Linked DNA regions of Homo sapiens: region 2 is linked to region 1. Evidence: read pairs that join two places in POLR2A ChIA-PET (ENCODE). Cell type or tissue: Panc1. All regions are shown on one strand. Region 1 holds the start of LOC105376740 (a long non-coding RNA gene). Region 2 overlaps MTOR (mechanistic target of rapamycin kinase).

The links. Peaks named below come from ENCODE experiments on the same cell type or tissue, not always from the same donor. Only the 100,000 strongest peaks of a DNase experiment are listed, where the experiment ranks them.
Region 2: POLR2A ChIA-PET joins it to region 1 with 10 read pairs; 2 of 35 experiments call an interaction of 5 or more read pairs at or near these places.

What each region holds. Positions count from the first base shown.
Region 1 is chr1:11,369,292-11,377,291 of GRCh38, reverse strand. LOC105376740 (a long non-coding RNA gene) reads right to left here and starts at 5,603. Exons shown (of 4, transcript XR_946959.3): 1 at 5,506-5,603; 2 at 4,213-4,539; 3 at 1,251-1,397; 4 at 1-5. RefSeq lists enhancers at 3,633-4,132, 4,133-4,634. In Panc1, no CTCF peak of the experiment used is centred here; no DNase peak of the experiment used is centred here.
Region 2 is chr1:11,203,008-11,211,007 of GRCh38, reverse strand. It overlaps MTOR (mechanistic target of rapamycin kinase), which reads left to right. Exons shown (of 58, transcript NM_004958.4): 24 at 102-194; 25 at 1,550-1,696; 26 at 6,305-6,447. Among named protein-coding and RNA genes, the nearest start is that of ANGPTL7, 18 kb to the right of the region's middle. In Panc1, no CTCF peak of the experiment used is centred here; no DNase peak of the experiment used is centred here; H3K27ac peaks cover 1,072 bases.

The DNA of each region.
Region 1 (8,000 bases):
TCTAGCTGTGTGCCCAGGAGCAAAGGAGAAATGATTTAGTCCAGTCTCAGCCCTGCCCTGAATATGGGAGTGCTGAGAGCCAGCAGAGCAGACAGAGCCCATCTGTTTCATTAATTTGCTGTTTGTTCTTGGGCTGGGGGTGGAGGAATGCCCACAGGAGCTAATTTAGTTGGCAGCAAAAGGGAGTGAGTTGGGAGGTACCCATGGGTTCTGGTTTATCAGCCCAGGCCCAGGGCACATAAGGAGCAGCCATCTCTGAGGAACACCGGGCCTGAAATCCAGGGGTTCAAGTGCACAGATGGACCTGGGAGGTGGAGGCTGCTATTACTCCGTGGAAGGGAGAAGTGAGGCCAGTTGGTGGGTTAGCGGGATTCACCTGCCCCGAGTGAGCCAGCGAGTCCTGAACAGCTCAGGAAAGAGGTCAGGGGTACCTGACAGCCTCCCTTCTTCTAGGAGTTCCTGTGAGGTGTGTGGAGCCAGGCCTCAGCTCACCCCACTGTAGGCTGCATCCAGATGAGGGGGGCCAGGGCTTCAAGAGCAAGCCAGCCATGCTCCCCTGCAGAACTGGGGTAGGAATGGAGTACTAATCTCCTCTCTGCCAGAGCCTCCAAGGCCTCCACCCTGGCATCCCATCTCTCTGTGCATGAAGAATCGTGATCCAATTTATTAAAGGCTCTGAAAAGTCATGCGGACAGGAATCTTGTTTCTCTTGGTTTAACCAGCATTTCCCAGCATTATTTCAAAATGTCAAAATTGGAAAATACTGGTAAGAGTCAAAAGAAGGCCAGGTGCAGTGGCTTACGCCTGTAATCCCAGCACTTTGGGAGGCCGAGGTGGGCAGATCACTTGAGGTCAGGAGTTCGAGACCAGGCTGGCCAACAAGGTGAAACCCCGTCTCTACTAAAAATACAAAAATTAGCCGGATGTGGTGGCACATGCCTGTAATCCTAGCTACTCGGGAGGCTGAGGCAGGATAATTCAACCCGGGAGGCAGAGGTTGCTGTGAGCTGAGATCGCGCCACTACACTCCAGCCTGGACAACAGAGTGAGACTCTGTCTCAAAAAAAAAAAAAAAAAAAAAAAAAAAGAATTAAAAGGAAAAAACCCAGATGTAAGCCTGAATGCCAACCTGAATGCTTGCAAGCTCTGTCCCCTTTGCCAATCTGAGCCTCCAGGAGATGGAGATAATAAAAGGAACTTGCTACCACATGGGACAAGCTTAGGGATTACACAGGATGATGTGTACGCACCTGCCACTTAGCTGGTGGTTTAGAAAATGCAACTCTTCTGCTTCCGCGCTAAGCTCATTCCCCAGGGAATACCCGGCCAACACACATCCATGTGATGTCATCAGAACTTTGCAAGCAGCCACCTTCCACGGATCAGGAGGTTCAATGCTACCAACAACAGGAAGGACCGAGATAGCTCAGAAGCGAGGCTGGAGCTTCTCTCCTCCTCATTATCTTGAAGTCAGAAGTGCAGCTGTCACTCGGCCCCAGCCCCAAGCCCTCTTAACCTGTTCCCATTTCCAGCCTCTTACCCACTTGTAAAGGTGCGGGCTGGAAGCTTGATTCCCTGGGCTCTCCTGGCTCAGGGCCCTGACCACGGCAGCCGCTGAAGATGGCCTGCTGACAGTTTGATTACCGGTGACCTTCAGAGCTGGCTTAGTTAGGAACATGATTTATAACCGAATTATAGGGAATTCTATTGCCGGAGGTCTGGGGGGCTGCAGCAGCCACCTTCCAAGGCAGTCTCCACGCCCCCAGCTGACTTCCCCCAGCAGGGAACAGGTGTATAAGGGGACCAAGAGAATCCAGACCAGCTAGGGGTAAATCAGAACTCTTGCTGTTACTGGCTGTGTGACTGGGCAAGGACCCCAGCTCCTCAGGCTCAGCTCCCTGATTTGCAAAATGGGCATGATCATATAGCCTGCCTCAAAGAGCCGGATGGGATCAAGTGAGATTATACCTAGAAAGTGCTGGCATGGGCCAAGTGCGGTGGCTCACGCCTGTAATCCCAGCACTTTGGAAGGCCAAGGTGGGCGGATCATGAGGTCAGGAGATCGAGACCATCCTGACCAACACGGTGAAACCCATCTCTATTAAAAATACAAAAATTAGCCGGGCATGGTGGTGCATGCCTGTAATCCGAGCTACTCAGGAGACTGAGGCAGGAGCATCACTTGAACCCAGGAGGTGGAGGTTGCAGTGAGTCAAGATCTCGCCACTGCACTCCAGCCTGGGCAACACAGCGGGACTCCATCTCAAAAAACAAAAAGAAAAAGAAAGTGCAGGCATGGATGGTACCTGGCATGGAGCAAAGTGGCGCCTGCATACTCAACCAGTGGGAGTCATTACTACCAGTAAAAGAAGCCGTGACAGGGACAGTCCATCTGCCCCAGAGCTCCTTGGATCAGCCCTGCTCCCTCCTTGTCCTCCCCAGATGGTGACTGATGGGCTTCTGGGAAAACAAACCAAAAAGGCCTTTGGTGGATTCCTCAAGCACAGAATCCATTCGGAGTGATCAGTACCTGGCCAAACTGCTTATGAGTTCTTTTGAATGTCACTCCTGTCCTGACCCGGGGGGACAATGAGTCAGTCCTGTGAACACTGCAGTTAGGTCAGGCAGAGGGAATTTGCACCCCTCGCCCCTCTGGGCAGTTCCAGAGTTCAAGCTTTTGTCTTAGGCCAAACGAAACAAGCCCAAGCAGGCGCTGAAACAGGCAGGTCACCGTGACCCCAATAATTGTCCTTGCCAGGGATAAAAAGTCTTTTGAACTAAGAGTAGCAGCAGCCCCAGGAGCTGAACAGGAAGGAGATTGCACCTGGCCAGAGAGCACTCCCACACACACCACACACCACACACCACACCACACACCACACACACCACACAACACACAAAACACCACACACACCCATCCACACACCACACACACCACACAACACACAACACACCACACCACATACCACTCACCACACCACACACACCCATCCACACAGCACACAACACACCACACAACACACCACACACACCCATCCACACACCACACAACACACAACACACCACACACATCACACACCACACACCACACCACACACCACTCACACCACACACACCCATCCACACAGCACACAACACACCACACAACACACCACACACACCACACACACACCACACACTACACCACACACATCACACACACCCATCCACACAGCACACAACACACCACACAACACACAACACACCACACACACCCACACACCACACACACCACACAACACACAACACACCACACACACCCATCCACATAGCACACAACACACCACACAACACACAAGACAGCACACACACCCATCCACACAACACACACAACACACAACACACCACACACATCCATCCACACACCACACCCATCCACACACACCACACACACCCATCCATACATACACACCACACCCATCCACACGCACACACTACACACACACCACTCACTCTACACACACCACTCACTCTACACACACCACACTCATTCACACACACACCACACACACATTCACACACATCCATCCACATGCACACCAGACTCATACACACACCACACACACATACACACACACATCCATCCACACACACACCCATCCACACACCACACACACACATCCATACACACCACACCCATACACACACACCACACTCATTCATACACACCACACACACACATCCACACACATTTCATACACACACACACATCCACACACACACCACACACTCCACGCACCCATCCACACACACGCATGCACAGGGGAGGAGCTGCTTGGCAGAGGCTTTGCCCCCTGCACCCTCTTCTCCAGAATCCTCCCATAACCTTCCCTGCTTGGGCCTCCCTTGTGGGTCTTTGGAATCCCAGATCTGGCTTGAAGCTGAGGGACTCTGCTTCCTCTGAAAACCCCACAGAGAGTGAGCAGGATAACAGGGAGACAATTCCTCCGTCAGTGTGGCCAGGGCCCACCCGCAGGTTGCCGATGCTACCTTCCCTCACCCACCCTGGACTCGGCTATTCAGAGCCCTTTCACATTCAAGTCTGGCCTGATCCCTGCAGCAGCCCTGCCAGGGAGGTATCAGCATCCATTCACAACGAGCCTGTTGAGGATCAGAAAATGCAACCGCCTGTGTCAGGATCACCCAGCAGGCAGGCCTGGGGCTGCTACTCACATCTGCTCCACTGACTCCCCGTCCAGTGCTCCTTCCAATCCTGCACTGTACACAGGGGGGCCTGTGGAGACAGCTCCAGCGTAGGAGAAGTCGAGCTCTGGGGAGGAGCCCAGGGACCATCGCTTGTCCCAGCCTTCAGGCAGCCTTGCCTGCCACGTTATTTAAAATCTTTGGAGACAGAGAAGGAGCCAGTGGAGGCCAAGGATGAATGCCTGGTTGGCCCTTCCAGAAAGATGAAGATTTCCAAGGTCCTGAGTGGGTTCCAATTCCTCTCTGCTCTTCTTCCAGCATGGTGTCACTTTGCCTTCCAAGACTCCATTTTCTCATCTGTAAAAAGGGATAATATATAAAGAGTGACCAAAAAAAAAAAAAAGACAACCAACCCTATTCAGATTGGTGGGAAGTGTAATTGAGCTATCACCAGGTCAGCTGCAGAAGAGCTGCTCAAGAAATAAAAGCTGTTATTAAACACATTCACAAAAGAGGGTTATTGCATGCTACCTATTTACATTGATCTTTTCTCAACCCAAAATGTAAGCATTCATTAACTGATGCCAAACAAAAATTAGCTGGGCATGGTGGCACGTGCCTGTAATCCCAGCTACTCAGGAGGCTGAGGTAGGAGAATTGCTTGAACCCGGGAGTTGGAGGTTGCAGTGAGCCAAGATCGCACCATTGCACTCCGGCCTGGTGATGAGAGCGAGACTCTGTCTCAAAAATAAAAATAAAACAAACCTGTAAATTTCATGTGGAACCAGATAGGGTGTGTGTAAATAAAGCAGTATACACATTCGTTACCGTGTCAATTTCCCTTTGACATATGTTTTCTTGCTGGGCACGATGGCTCACACCTATAATCCCAGCACTTTGGGAGGCCAAGTCCGGCAGATCTCTTAGCCCAGGAGTTTGAGAACAGCCTGGGCAACAGGTTGAACCCCCATCTCTACCAAAAAAAAAAAAAAAAATTAGCCGGGCATGGTGGTGCACACCAGTAGTCCCAACTACTTGGGAGGCTGAGGTGGGAAGATCGCTTGAGCCTGGGAGGCAGAGGTTGCAGTGAGCCAAGAGCATGCCACTGCACTCCAGCCTGGGTGACAGAGCCAGACCCCATCTCAAAAAAAAAAAAAAGAAAAAGTGGCCAGGCTCAGTGGCTCACGCCTATAATCCCAGCACTTTGGGAGACCAAAGTGAGCAGATCACCTGAGGTCAGGAGTTCAAGACCAGCCTGGCCAACATGGTGAAACCCCATCTCTACTAAAAATACAAAAATTATCCAGTCATGGTGATACACACCTGTAATCCCAGCTACTCGGGAGACTGAGGCAGGAGAATCACTTGAACCCGGGAGGCAGAGGTTGCAATGAGCCGAGATCATGCCACTGCACTCCAGCCTGGAAGACAGAGAGAGACTCTGTGTCAAAAAAAGAAAAAGAAAAAGAAAAAAAAAAGAAAAGAAATACATTTTCTTTACCGTGAGTTCAATAATGACAGGCTAGCTTAGCAGTCCTTTTATTTCTCCTAATTTGACCCTGGCACACCCAGCTACATCTGTCCCAGCCTCCTGTCCAGTCCCCAGCCCGCCCTCACAGGCAGCTGGTGCCCTCCGTTCCTGCCACATGATTCCTGCTCCGGAGAGGTTGAGGCCACTGGCTGTCACCCTGGATTTTATGCTGGATCCCAACCTCATCTCATGAAATCACATTAACAGCCTGGTTTTGAGCATTCCTTTGTGTCAGCCTCTTCTTTTTCTCTTCTTCCCCCTTTTCCTAACCTTTCTCCCAATCCCAAAGAAGATGTTCTTCCTTCTCACCCCACTCTTCATCTGTTTCCTTTGCCAGCTCCTCTTTTGTCACCATTCCTCTCCCCCCACCCCCTCAGGCTGACTCGGCCCTCCACACGCACTCAACGTTTTTATCTTTCAGAGACATCATCCGTCCACCTAGCTTTTTCAGCCTAGCAAAATCAAAAGAAACCTCCATTTTAAAGTTATAAGGAAAGAACTAGCTTCTGAGAGTGGAAGTGACTTCACCAAACGCACACAGCAAATTGATGGCAAAACATAGTTACCCATCAATTCCACCCGGTAATGAGCGGTGATTGCTTAAGAGGAATGGAGTTTCTGTCTGGTGATGAAAAAGTTCTGGAACTGGATGGTGGTGATGGCTGCACGACAGTGTGTATGTATTAAACGCCACTGAATTGTACACTTAAGAATGGTTAAAATGGTAAATTTTATGCTATGTATATTTTGTCACAATAAAATAAAATAAGCCAGGTGCAGTGGCTCACGCCTGTAATCCCAGCACTTTGGGAGACCGAGGAGGGCAGATCACAAGGTCAGGAGATCGAGACCATCCTGGCTAACACGGTGAAACCCCGTCTCTTCTAAAAATACAAAAAATTAGCTGGGCATGGTGGCGTGCGCCTGTAGTCCCAGCTACTCGGGAGGCTGAGGCAGGAGAATGGTGTGAACCCGGGAGGCGGAGCTTGCAGTGAGCCGAGATTGAGCCACTGCACTCCAGCCTGGGCGACAGAGTGAGACTCCATCTCAAAATAAATAAATAAATAAATAAAATAAAATAAATAGCTAGATGACAGCGATGCGTCTACTGATCTTCCGGTAGTTAGACCCACGCCACCTCCTTCCCAGTCCAGAGCTCTGAAATGCACACTCCAGTCATTTGCTGTTGAATCCCGATCCTCATGTCCAGACCTCAGCAGCTACAGTCTTCCACTGAATCATCCACAACCCCAACAACAATGACCATGTATTGAGCAATTCCTCTGCCCTGGGCCAGATGCGGTGCTCGGGGCATTCCGGGCAACCTCTTGCTTAAATTTGGATGCCCCTCTGGCGCAGCCCTCTCTCCTTCGCACCTCCTACTTTTTCGGTAGGCTCATGTCGTCTTTCTTTTCAATATCTGCCCTACTGGCTTCTTCCCTTTGCTGCCAACGACCCCCGCCTCTGCCCCAGCTCACATAAATTCTGCTACAGCCACCCAGTTCCTTCTCCACTTCTGTCTGCCTCCTGCTCTGGGCACCCTACTCAGAGCAATCAGCAAGTCTCAGAGCTGGACAGGACTTTTGCCGGGCACCCTTTTCCGAAGTATAAATACTCTTTACACAACCTAAAAAAAGTGCCTGTGGTGTCAGCTCAGACACATCCAGGAACCTGCAACTGACCGCTCCCCATGCCCTGCAAGTAAAGGCCAAGCTCCTTAGCATGATGTTTGGGGATCAGATGCCTGTCCGCTCCTCCACCCGCCCTCCAGACAGATAACATGCCTTATTGCTGTGTTCCCAATATGTAGCCAGGGCTGGCATTTAACAACTAACTCTGTTTTATTCAACAAGCAGTTATGGACTGCTACTGATGGATATACTGTGGGAACAAAAACGATACAGTCCCTGCCCTCCTAGAGCATAAACTCTAACCAGAGGGCAGATCCACCAGCATAGAAATAGATTCCTAGACATGACAACCATTGATAAATGCTAAGAAGAAAAAGATGGGGATGTTATGAGAGAAATTAATGGGGGAAACTACTTCGTGTAAATGTTTGATGAACTAACAAGCCGAAGAATGAATTCATTAAATCACTGGATCAATGAATGGTGAAGAACTCTGCTCATACAAGAACCAGTTGTAAGCATGAACGCTGGAGCCAGACTGCCTGGGTTTGTGTCCTGGATATAGCACTCACCAGCTGTGTGACCTTGGGCAAGTCACTTAACCTCTCCATGCCTAAACTGCCTCGCTGATAAAGTGTGGGATAACAATAGTATCT
Region 2 (8,000 bases), 170 kb after region 1:
CAGAAGAAATGGTCATAATGTAGTTGTATAATATTTTTTCCTCTACTTTTTCTCCACTCTCCAAAATGATAGTTTCTCATCTCTTCCCCCTCCTGTTTTAGTACCAAATTTTCATTCCAATGGTGAATAAAGTTCTGGTGCGACACCGAATCAATCATCAGCGCTATGATGTGCTCATCTGCAGAATTGTCAAGGTGAACTATACTTCTTTTCTGTTCTGAAGTCCCTGTTGTCTTTACTACTTGATATTCTTGTAATCTTGGCTATGGGAGTTTGTGTAGCTTTTTGGCTGTAAATTAGGGATTGGCAAACTTTTTTCCAGTTTTGTAGACTATGTGGTCTCTTTTGCAGCTCCTCAGCTCTGCCACTACAGCCTGAGAGCAGCCATACACAATGTGTAAATGATGAGCCTGGCTGCATTCCACTAAAACTTTATTTATGGACACCTAAATTTGATTCTCTCAATTTTCATGTGTTGCAAAATATCAATCTTCTTTTGATTTTTTTTCCCCCCAACCATTTAAAAGTATAAAAACCCTTCTTAGCTCTTGGGCTATATAAAAACAGGCAGAGGGCTGGGTGCGGTGGCTCCCGCCTTGGGAGGCCAAGGCAGGTGGATTGCTTGAGCCCAGGAGTTTGAGACCAGCCTGGGCAACATGGTAAAACCCCATCTGTACAAAAAATACAAAAAATTAGCTGGTCATGATGGCGGGTACCTGTGGTCCCAGTTACCGAGGAGGCTGAAGTGGGAGGATCACCTGAGGCTGCAGTGAGCTGTGATTGCACCAGTGCACTCCAGCCTGGGTGGCAGAGTGAGACCCTATCTCAAAGTAGATTAAAGGCTAGGCACAGGGGCTCATGCCTGTAATCCCACAACTTTGAGAGGCTGAGGCGGGAGGATCACTTGAGGTCAGGAGTTCAAGACCAGCCTGGCCAACATGGCGAAACCTCGTCTCCATTAAAAATACAAAAATTAGCCGGGCATGGTGGTGTGCACCTGTAGTCCCAACTATTCAGGAGGCTCAGGCAAGAGAATTGCTTGAACCCAGGAGGCAGAGGTTGCAGTGAGCTGAGATTGCGCTACTGCACTCCAGCCTGAGAGACAGAGCTAGACTCTGTCTCAAAAAAATAAGTAAATAAATAGGTTCGATTAGATAGGCAGGTAGGGAGTGGCACAAATAAATAAGTGAATAGATGATTCTTTTTAAAAAGTTTTAAAAAGCCAGGGGATGGGGGCTGTTTGCCACCTTTGCTCCAAACACTTTATCACTTTTCCCATTGCCGACAATTGTTTATCTTTGCTAGTTGCATGGTTGCTTGATCTTAATACTAAGTCAGTGCTTGTCAGTAACTAGGAGTGACTAGCAAAGACTGTCTACAGTTGGGGAGTCAGCCCATCTGTGGTTCATTTTGTCCATATGTGCAACTTTTTACTTCTTACTGAAATCCTGGCTCTACCAGGTCTGCACCTCCCAAAATTTAAGGATATTTCCTAAACCAGAAGCATCTAGTAGAGTTATAGGTGTTTCCTATAAATCTTTGGTTGTAGGGATACACACTTGCTGATGAAGAGGAGGATCCTTTGATTTACCAGCATCGGATGCTTAGGAGTGGCCAAGGGGATGCATTGGCTAGTGGACCAGTGGAAACAGGACCCATGAAGAAACTGCACGTCAGCACCATCAACCTCCAAAAGGCAAGTCCATTGTTTCAGGTGACTGGGAAAGGAGAGCTCTGCTCTTCTCACTTACTCAAAACTTTTAACTGTTTAAACTGGGCAACCGAAAACCAGCCCAGGTGTTTTTTCCAGAAATCTAGATACCATGAACTTAGATCATTTTGTCTTTTTACAGGTGCCTAAATTGTAATTTTGTTTTGAATAGAGAAAAAGTAGAGAACAAAATGTCCTTTTGTGCTCCCTTGGAATATGGATGGTAGAACCTTTTGTTGCAAATACATTCTCATTTTTTACATGAAGGGAACAAAGCTAGTGAGCCCCCTAGTTGGCATTGAGACTGATGAAGGCTCTTTCAAACAGTGCTTTTCAAACTTCTCAAACTCATTGGGCTTACCAGTTGCTGGGAGTCTTGTAAAAATGCTTATTCTGTTGTTGGCAGTCTGATTTGGGGCCTGATATTCTGCATTTCTGACAAGCTGCCAGCTAATGTGATGCTGCTGGTCCATGGACCATACTTTGAGTAGTGAGGTTTTAGATGTTTCCAAGTGATTACTGAATTATCTCTGCTGGCCAAAGCCTAAGATATGACCAGCTTTTCACCATGTATGCCATCAGCTATCCACCTAAAAACAGGCAGTTTCAAAGCATCTCTAGTGAATCAGAGCACAATAATCATAATTACTTCACCAACTTTAAATAAATATACCACATCGAGTATTTTCCATTTTGCATTAGTCTTTCATGTTTCTGGTGACTGTAAGCAACTTCCAGTTTAGATTTCAGTGTTATTTTTCATCTATTAGCCATCTCACTCCATGTGCAGCAGCAGATAGAGGTGAAGAACTGGGCAAGACTGTGTCCTAGCTGACTCGTTCACTTCTTTTGGAAAAACCCATAAAGATTTGAACACAGTCCTTTGTGCATGTGTACGGGCTCACGCCCAGCTTTGCGGAGCACTGGGGGTTTATTACTGTTGTTTCAGAGTCTTTACTCACACAAACAGCTTCAAGTGACCACTGCTAAGAAACGTTTGCTGGGTTAAGATGGAGGTAGTAAAATATTCCTGGGTCAGGAGTGATGCTGCTTTCCCTCTGGGGATTTTGTAACTGCTACTCTGAGACTTTAGGAGGAAGAAAAAGGTTATCAGTCACTTGGCATTCCCAGGTAATCATTGAGGCCACCCTGCTGACACCTCACACTGGAGGGAGGGGCCAGGCAGGAGGCCAGATGTACATTTCCACCCAGATGTTTTCATCCTGACTAGGTTCAGAATGTCCTTCCAACCAGGCAGCCGTCCACCCTGCTTTAGAGCTTTGTTCTCTCTATTTTAGGAAATTCCTCAGTAATCTAGTTTGCTTCCAGGAAGTTTTGCTTTCTACCCAGACTTGGAAAAAATAAGCATAAACCTTGCCAGATAGACAAAAGAAAGACTCTTAGTTTATCTCACCTGAGAAAGTAGATCAAGTTCAAAACTCTAGACAGAATCCTCCACAGCTCACTCTCAGATCTATTTCATTGGGAAGTAAATTGTGGGAGCTGGGCATGGTGGCTCATGCCTGTAATCTCAGTAATTTGGCAGGCCAAAATGGAAGAATCACTTGAAGCAGGAGTTTGAGACCAGCCTGGGCAACATAGTAAAACACCATCTGTATAATAAAAATGAAAAATGAAAAAAATTAATTTCAGCCTGGGCAACAGAGTAAGACCCTGTCTCAAAAAAAAAAAAAAAAAAGGAATTGAAAAAATTTTAAAAATTAGCTGAGCAGAGTGGCACCTGCCTGTAGTCCCAGCTACTCAGGAGACTGAGGCAGGAGGTTCACTTGAGCCCATGAGTTCCAGGGTGCAGTGAGCTATGATTGCGCCACTGCACTCCAGCCCAGGTGACAGAGCAAGATTCTCTTCAAAAAAAAAAAAAAAAAAGAGGTAGGGGGCCAGGTGCAGTGGCTCATGCCTGTAATTCCAACACTTTGGGAAGCCAGGCGGGAGGATTACTCGAGCCCAGGAGTTCAAGACCAGCTGGGGCAACATGGCAAAATTCCCCCTCTACAAAAAATACAAAAATTAGCTGGACATGGTGGTGCATGCCTGTAGTCCCAGCTACTCGAGAGGCTAAGGTGGGAGGATCTCTTGAGCCTGGGAGGTCAAGGCTGCAGTAAGCAGTGATCATCCCACTTCACCACTCCAGCACAGGCAACAGAGCAAGACCCTGTCTCACCAACAACAACGACAAAAAAAGGCAGCAGACCTCATTGTTCAGAAGTAAATTGTGCCTCCTTATAATCATGTGATGATAATTAGGGATTGGTGCATTTATCAGTCTTAACCAACTTTCAGAGTAACAATTTGCCACCTCAGTCACCATTTTATTTGTTATGATAATATTAGATTTATGTGATACAGAAAACATAAAAACCATTTATGTATACTTCTAGAATGCCTTCCAGAATTTTCAGCAGCTTTACTGTCTGTCTGAATGATAATCTGTTTGGGTTTACCTTCACCATGAGTAAGCTGGCATTCCATGAACAGGCACCAGCATCACCAGATGAGGCGATCAGCAGTGGGTGGATGGCAAGAGGAAGCAGCTCGTGTTTACACAGTTGTTATAGAACCCAGAGAATTGAGAGTTGATAATGTTTTACAGAGCAGGGGGAAAGGGCCACATGGGGGACTTGGCCTAGTCAATAAATTAAGCTATGATTTTTTGAAAACCTATTTACTGCCATTTATCAAGTAATAGTAACAACTGACATTTATTGAGTGCTTTCCGTGTGTCAAGCACTGTGGTGGAACACTATATTAACTCATTTAATCTTCATGATAACCCCATGAGTTAGGTGCTGTCGTTGCTGTCCCACTTTACAGATGTGGACCGTGAGGCACTGACGGGTTAAGTAATTTGCCCAGTGTCAACTAGCATCAATGGTGGAGCTGGGATTTGACCTAGATAGCATGACTCCAGAGCCCACTCTCTTAACCACTGTGTTGAATTGTCTCTGCCTTACCCAGGCCCAACCTCATTTCATTAGAGGGAAAAAGAAACTAGTAATACTTCCCTGTTTATGTGCAGCTTTTAACAATTGCTGTATAATATAATACAGCTACACACAAACCCATCTTGTAGGGAAGAAACCAGGTATCTGTGGGCAGGAAAGGACTGGATGTTCCCATTGTGCTCAACAGAGCAAGGTCTAAAAATCAGTCTTTGGTATCTAGTCTCCCTCTTCCTTCTCATTCAGAGGTTCTCGTTGTATGGTCAGTGGTATTATTTAGTTTGTCTCTTGTAACATTTCTGCTTCGGTTTTTGACATAAAGTGATAGGTTGTCTAATTCTATTCATCCGTAACTCTTTAGAAGCAACAGCACATCTCCAGTGTATCCCAGGGAGGTGATGGTTGAGTCCTTGATGGTATAGCACCTGGGGGTCTTTTCACTCACTGGACCACTTCACTAGTCCAAAGTTTGAGACCTTCTGCTCTGTCTTACATGATTTCCCCCATTTAGGGAGGATTGATGTGTCCTGCTGGAAAAATCTATGAAGAACATATTTTAAAAGTTAGGGATTTAGTGTAGTTAGGCCTAGGCCAGTTCAAATAGGTGTTGTTTTGACAATAATAACAATCATTTTTTGCTCCTTTATTCCGGCTAAGCCATTTAGACACATTATCCTTAGATGAGGCACTCTGAGGCTCAGCTGCAAAATACAAGTAATTTGCCCAGGGTGTTACAGCTGCTGAGTGGAAGAGCCAGGATCCCAGGCAGGTGTTTCTAACTTTAGAGAACTAGGCAAATAGTACTAACTTTGTGCCAAGCACTGTTATAAATTCATTACATTTATTAACTTAAAACACCCCAGGAAGCAGAAACTATAATCCTCATTTTACAGATGAGGAAACTAAGGCACAGGGGAGTTAAGTGACTTGCCAAAGATCAGAGAGCCAATTATGTTATATAACTGGGATTTGAACTGAAGCCATTGAGTCAAGTGTAGCTGTTGCCCACTACACTATACTGTTCTCCAAAACCTCAGCCTTTCCACCCACCTGAATAAGCTGCCCCTGGTAGTAACTCTTGATGTCTGGAGAGTTCAGAGTTTTGAGAGAAGTTGGAGGGGATAGAGTAGAAATTAAATCTGTTCAACCCCTTTTTCTTGTTTTACCACAGTGCCATGTGCTTTGGGCTCACTGCTCACCTGGTTGCAACATGATTCACTATGGTGTAAACCTGAGCCTTTTCCCTCTTCTTGCGTGACTCTTCACTGTCAGATGAGCTGGTGTTCTAATGCAGAGGACACAGCTCCCTTCATGCCCTGCTGGAGCCCATTAGGCTTTGTCGAATGCACCCGAGTGTGGCAATCCCATGTATTCTGGTTCTGTAGTGCTCCTTTGCTGCAGTCAGAGTCCAGCACAAAGGAGTTGTGAAACAGGCTTTTTCCACAGTGTGGTATGTTCCAGAGTTGCTGTTCTTAATTAAATATTATTCTTTTGTATTTGTACTCTAGGGGAATTTTATCGTGAAAGATGGATTTTATAAATCTAAAAGTAGAATAATCATTAAATAGATGAGGACTTTTTTCAATTGGCCCTTGAAACTGATTGTTTTCCATTGTCACCTGTGGGATCACAGGCCTGGGGCGCTGCCAGGAGGGTCTCCAAAGATGACTGGCTGGAATGGCTGAGACGGCTGAGCCTGGAGCTGCTGAAGGACTCATCATCGCCCTCCCTGCGCTCCTGCTGGGCCCTGGCACAGGCCTACAACCCGATGGCCAGGTATAGTGTGTCAGGGCGGGTGGAGAAGATCAGCACATAGAAAACGATATATACAAATTAGTTTTTATTAGAAGTAATAATCAAGGGGCTGGTATTTTTAATTTTTCTAATTTTGTGGGATACAAAGAAAGAGAAAGACAAATTCAACAAGCTCATACTGTAGCATCTATCTTAACCTTGCTAGTAGACCACAAATTCCTTTTTCTAGTAGCTTTAGGTCTAACATTTTAATTACAAAGTTATTTATAACTCTAAAAGCAACTGTGTAATAGTTGAATGTAACCTATTTCCAATAACAATGGTATTCTAATTATTGCTGTTTGTTACAAATACCACAGGAAAAAAAAGGTCTGAAACAATAACAGTTATTTATTTTACTCCTGAATCTGCAATTTGGGAGGACTTTTGGGACAGCTCGCCTCTGCTCCACATGGTGTCAGTGGAGATGGTTTGACTGGGGCAGGATGGAGGATCCGCATTCAAGGCTGGCTTGTGTGTCTGGCAAAGTGCAGGTGACTCTCGACTAGGAACCCAGCTCTGGCTGGGGGCCTTGGTTCCTCTCCATGGGATCACTCCATGAGTTTGCTTGGGCCTTCTCACAGATGGTGACTGGCTTCAAGAGTGAGTGTCCCAAGAGAACGAGGTAGTAGAAGAGCATGGTGTTTTTATGATCTAAGTCATAAAGAGTCTTGGAAGTCATGAAGAGTCACTTCTGCCTTGCCCTGTTGCTCAAGGCAGCCACAAAGGCGCAGTCAGGCTCAAAGGAAGAAGACATGGGCACCCACCTCTTGAGAGAGGAGAAGTAATATTCTAACAGACTATATGGGACAGGAGCCACTGTTGCAGACATCTTTGGAAAATAGAATTTGCCAGAATTTATTTTTTCTTTTTTTGAGAGTCTTGTTCTGTTGCTCAGGCTGGACTGCAGTGGCACAGTTGTGGCTCACTGCAACCCTGCCTCCTGGTTCAAGAGATTCTCCTGCCTCAGCCTCCCGTGTAGCTGGGATTACAGGTGTGTACCACCACACCCAGCTAATTTTGTATTTTTAGTAAAGACGGGGTTTCGCCATGTTGGCCAGGCTGGTCTTCAACTCCTGGCCTCAAGTGATCTGCTCACCTTGGCCTTTCAAAGTGCTGGGATTACAGACATGAGCCACTTGGCCAAAATTTTTTTTATTGATACATAATAGATGTACATATATTTTCAAAGTACATGTGATATTTCGATACATTCATATAATGTGTAATAAAACAAATCAGGATAATTGGGATATTCATCACTTTAGACATCTTTTTTTGTTGTTGTTGTTTGGTTGGTTTTTTTGTTTTCATTTTTGTTTTTGTTTTTGAGATGGAGTCTTGCTCTGTCACCCAGGCTGGAGTGCAGTGGCGCAATTGTGGCTCACTGCAACCTCCGTCTCCTGGGTTCAAGCGATTCTCCTGCCTCAGCCTCCCGAGTAGCTGGGAGTACAGGCACACGCCACCACGCCCGGCTATTTTTTGTAATTTTAGTAGACGTGGGGTTTCACCATGTTGGCCAGGCTGGTCTTGAA